2 separate regions of the Homo sapiens genome follow, and region 1 is linked to region 2. Evidence: chromatin loops called from intact Hi-C (ENCODE). Cell type or tissue: HepG2. All regions are shown on one strand.

Region 1 (2,500 bases), 250 kb before region 2:
AGGAGCCATGTCCCTGTTAGGTAGCCACTGTTCTTATTAGACAGTGTAGAAAAGAACGGGAGATGAATAATGATATTCCAATTTCCACACATAAGTGAAAGCTGGGTCTGGGATTTGAAGTTGAGACTTAAATTTTGGTTCTTTGAACTCCTAGCCTCTGCAATGGTAACACTCAGTCAAGAACATTCTCCACTCCATTCTTCTCTGCTCTCCCAGTAAAATACCCAGAGCAGGGTCATCACAGAGGGAAGACCAGGACTCTTGGGATCTCACAGAGATACTTGACCCCATGCTCATAGCAGCATTATTCACAATAGCCAAGGTATAGTAGAAAGAGCCTAAATCCCATCTGTGATGCATGGATAAAAAGAATGTGGTATACACTTACAGTGGAGTATTATTCAACCTCCAAAAAGGAAGATAATTCTGTAATCTGTGACAACATGGATGGAGCTGGAGGACATTATGTTAAGTGAAATCAGCCAGGCACAGAAAGACAAATATCACGTGATCTCACTTATACATGGAATCCAAAATAGTGAAACTGTAAAAGTCAAGGGTGTAATGGTGGTTTCCAGGGGCTGCGGGGGGAAGCAGAGGTGTTGATCAAAGGTGGAAAGTTTCAGCCAGGCGAGAGGAGTAGGTTCTGGAGACTGTGGTGCAGGATAGTGCCAACAGCTAATGATGCAGTATTGCATTCCTAAGATTCTCTAAGAGGGTAGAGCTTATATGACGCGTTCTTATAATAATAATAATAGGGGTGAGAAGAAACTTCGAGAGGTCTAGACATTTAATTATGTATAGCTTTATACATATTAATTTTACCTCAATAAAGTGATTTTTGAAAAAGAAAAGAAAATCCTCCTTGTGGAAATTTACAGAGGATGATTCCAGAAAGATACTATATCATAGACTATCAATCATTTGGCTTATCTCTCAAGCTCTTATAAACAGTAGGAATATTAATGGACTTTATTAACCTATAGGTCAATGAATTTTAATTTATTTAATTATCTTTAAATTTTCCTTGACAGGAGGAGAAAATAAGTAGGGCTTATTGAACAATAAAGAACATTTATTTTATATCAAAGTATAGGTCCCTATGCAGCCTTTATTTTATCTTTAATATTCAGAAGTGAATCCACAATGGCTTTCCTTCTTACTTATATGGCAACCAAAACTGTATGACATGGCAAAATATCACAAAACAGAAGCTAGAAGTTGAAGCTGTAATAAAAACTACCAGAATATGTGAATAATCTGATTTTTTAAATGGAATGACAGCACCTATGGTGTGGCTTTTCTTGCTAAACAGAGACACATTTTTATCCCTACAAATGGTGTCATGTATTTTTTTTCAGTCAGTTGTGTCATATTCTGGCTTCATACTTTTTTCCATGCTCATTTAAGGCCATGGAGTTGTCTAATACCTGTTAAGATCTTGGATAGTTTTGACCACCAGGAGGCGTGTTAGACCAGCAAATTGACACTTCGTCACTAGCGTCCATCCTTGAACACTTCGGAAGATTAAAGGTTAAAGATGAACGTGAGCCTCACTGAAAGTGATTGTAGAGAGATAAAGAGAAGGATTATAATTTTCAAAAGAAACTCTGAGGGTTTTTTTGTTTTGTTTTGCTTTTCAATTCAGCTCAAACCAAATGGTTGCTTTTTTTCCGTTTTTGTAAACTTGCGTCATGTACCTGTGAATTTCGGGCAGGGGCTGAGGTGTGGGGAGCTCTGCTGAAACTTTAAAGCAGAGTCGTGATTCTCTGCCCCCCTCCATTACAAAAGGCAGGCAATAATGTAAATAGAACGTTAGACAGGCTGTGGTTTGTGCTCAGCTGCTCAGGGTTTGCAGGACTGCTGCTTCCAGGAATCTAGCTTTCTCCAGGCTCAGCCTCAATTCAAGTAAGGCTGGACTGGCAGGACTAAATAGAAACTTACCCACTTTTGTTACCTCTTTTCTGAGTCCAGCAGGGAGGCAATCTTAGATCGTAGAAATTACTGCCCTACAGAAATGCCGATGTCCAGAGAGAAAGTGGCATGTCTAGTGCTGTTAATTTCACTACTGCTTTGTGTTATCGCTTTAATAAGATAGGGACTTATCCCAGCGGGGGCTGGGAGTAATGCCATTATTAAATGATTTTCTCTTGGCTCCAAACCCACCTTTCTATATCCTGCCTTGTGATGCCAGCACTGGGACTCTGCAAACTGCAGTTGGGCTTGGCCAGATGCTCCTGGCAAGGGGACGCTAGAGTGAGGCCGCAAATCTGGAGGGAGAGGGGCCCGACCGTTCCTCCTGAGGACTTCCTCCTCCTCCCAGCATCTCTCCAGCAAGGCCGCTTCCACCCAGCAGTGGCAGTTCCTTCCCACTGTTGCAGCTGAATCATGTTTGTAGTTTTCCAAAACTCACAAAACCAGCCCTATCATGCCCTCTTAGAGACTTCAGCTTACCCTTGCATAACTCCAAGTCCAAAGCCTGTGCAAAACAGTTCAGCTG
Region 2 (2,500 bases):
GATCCAGCCCTGTACCCACCCCCTCAGACACAGAGAATGCATAGGAACTAGTGGGCATCCAGCCCACCTGTCCAAAATTGGGGGCGATGGTGGCAGAAGACAGGCGAGATGGCAGACACGGAGCTTCGCATTGAAGCTTGAGTAAGGGTGAGGCTGGAAGGCAAGCGAGGAGGTAGCAGTAGGCACAGGGGAACCACTTCCCTAACCCCAGGACTCTCAGGTCTGCACGGTTTGGGACACAGAAGGAAGCCGCCGGCAGCATCTTTTGCTGCTGAAATGCAGATGGTTTGGACACTTCATAAAGAGGGCATTAATAAGCCCGCCGAGTGAGCGCCAGGGCGGGATTCTCCCACAAATTCAAGGTCTGTATCTCCGCGGAAGCCGTGCCTATCGGTCCCCCGAGTGCTGAAGGCTCCCACGAGGGGCAGGCCAGCCCGGTGCGCCAGGGAAGGAGCTTGATGGTGTGTACGGCTACGTAGTGAACGTGGAGGTGTGCGCAGCGGAGTCAGAGGGGCTAGATCCCCAGCATTTCCCACGGGGTCCCACCTAGCGCGTGGATGGGAGCAACTTCATCACTCCACCGAGGGCAGGGAAAGAGGAGTAAGCATTGGAGCTCAAAGAATGAGCAATTTTTCAAAGCTTTCTCCGCAGGCCTGGGCAGACACACACGCACACACACACACACCGCACCCCCAAAACTCAAAAGAATGTTATGGTTGACCTAGTCTGTGCGTGTGCTGTATGAGAGTATTTGTGAGCTTATGTGGGTGCCCACTTCCCTTTCTATTTTGCTCCTGGGTGGAAATTTGGTCCCAGAAATTATTCCAGGAACAGAAGGAGCGAGCTGGAGGGCCGCAGGAGAAGGGGGCGCTACACTTCCAAGGAGCGGACTTTGGAAGCCCCCACCTCCACCACAGCACTATTGGTGGCCGGGGTCAGGGACACCAGAGAGCGCTCGGCGGGGGCTTCCACAGTGACAGGGCGCCCCCTGTCGGCCGCCAGGCCCGCGGGACCGACCCGAGTCCTCATTTACCCCCGCGATCCCAACCCCGCAGCTCCGGCACCGGAGCACCTTCTCCCCCGCTCTCCCAGTCTCTCCGAAAACGCCTTCGGGGGGACTCGGCCTTTTTGGAGCCCCAACCCCTAGGTTCTGCGCGAACCCAAAACGGCCTCCTGCACCCTGGCGAGGTTCTGGGAGCTCCGGTAGGGTAGGGCTGGATGACGCCTCCTAGAGTCTCGGAGCAGCCGCTCCCGCACCCTCCCGGCACGCCTGCCCATGGGAATGCGAGCGGGGTCTACGGTTAGCTTTAGGTAGCTGGGAGCGGGACACCAACGGGCTGCGAAGGAAGCAGGGACGTTCAGACAGCCTGGGGTTCGCGTTCCCTTCCAGCTCAGCGGTCTTTGGAGCTCCTCCTTCCCGGAGTTCTGATTTCTAAAGGGCTATCCAGAGTTCTGGCTCAGGCTTGAATGCTGAAGATTGCTCCCGGAGTTTCTCTCCAGGAAAAAGTTCGCGGGGACCTCGGGCTGCAGATGTTTCTCCCAATCCCTCTTTAGTCTACCCTCATGTAGGGCCGAGACCTACAGAGCCCTTCCCTTTCCATTTTGTTAGGTCACCGCCGGCTTCTATAATAAAGCTGCTTTATAACTGAGGACTGTGCTTGGGGTTAGCATGCTATTTTTATTTTGGATGTTGCCTCAATGGCAAAGTCATAAGACTCGAGTTCAAATCCAGGCCTCCTCTGCTCTCCCTGGGAAGAAAACACCCAGGCCATCCAGGTCTCCTAGGCCTTCATCTTGCTGGAACAATCTGCGTTCCCCTAGCAAAAGTCCTCCCTAGAGCTCTCTTTGTCACATGAAACCAACCAGTGCAGAAGGGGCATCATTGAACAGAACTCAATTTTCCTAAGTGAGAACCCATGAAATACCTAAGGAGAAAAACAATAAAAGTCCCATTAATACTCCAATTCCTAAAACCTTTCAGAGAATAAATACCCAGGCAAGGCCTTGCTCAAAGTTCCCCAGCGTGTTTAGGGCAACATAAGGCAGATATGTAGGCAAGATGAAGGCAGAGGGGATGGAAAAGTGACAGCACAGTCTTGGGAAAGTATGCATTTTTACTTTCTTATAAACTTTTTAATTGGTAAAAAAGCAGATGTCCAAACACCCCTTATTCATTCTCTGGATGAATCTCAAGTCTCAATGAAGAAAAGGCATATCGTGTGTCAAAGATTATAATCAACATTTCACTTTCTTTGGGTGGGTTATTATTTCTGAAATGTACTGAAAAATCAGCCAGGCGCAATGGCTCATGCCTGTAATCCCAGCACTTTGGGAGGCCGGGGCGGGCGGATCACCTTAGGTCAGGAGTTCAAGACCAGCCTGACAAACATGGTGAAAACCCATCTTTATTAAAAATACGAAATTAACAGGATGTGGTGGCCCATGCCTATAATCCCAGCTACTTCGGGGGCTGAGGCAGGAGAATCGCTTGAACCCGGGA

What was found. Hi-C counts contacts between places; a loop is a spot of excess contacts. Peaks named below come from ENCODE experiments on the same cell type or tissue, not always from the same donor. Only the 100,000 strongest peaks of a DNase experiment are listed, where the experiment ranks them.
Region 1: a loop joins it to region 2, with 18 times the contacts of the local background. A loop is called at or near these places in 38 of 110 quality-filtered maps.

What each region holds. Positions count from the first base shown.
Region 1 is chr20:22,337,832-22,340,331 of GRCh38, forward strand. No RefSeq gene overlaps it. Among named protein-coding and RNA genes, the nearest start is that of LINC01427, 56 kb to the left of the region's middle. In HepG2, a CTCF peak has its summit at 1,471 (motif pointing right); a DNase peak (open chromatin) is centred at 1,460; H3K27me3 peaks cover 824 bases.
Region 2 is chr20:22,585,864-22,588,363 of GRCh38, forward strand. LNCNEF (lncRNA neighboring enhancer of FOXA2) reads right to left here. Exons shown (of 3, transcript NR_109883.1): 3 at 1,659-1,925. Among named protein-coding and RNA genes, the nearest start is that of FOXA2, 2.5 kb to the left of the region's middle. RefSeq lists enhancers at 250-1,005, 1,006-1,760. In HepG2, a CTCF peak has its summit at 982 (motif pointing left); DNase peaks (open chromatin) are centred at 988 and 1,288; H3K4me3 peaks cover 684 bases; H3K27me3 peaks cover 1,238 bases.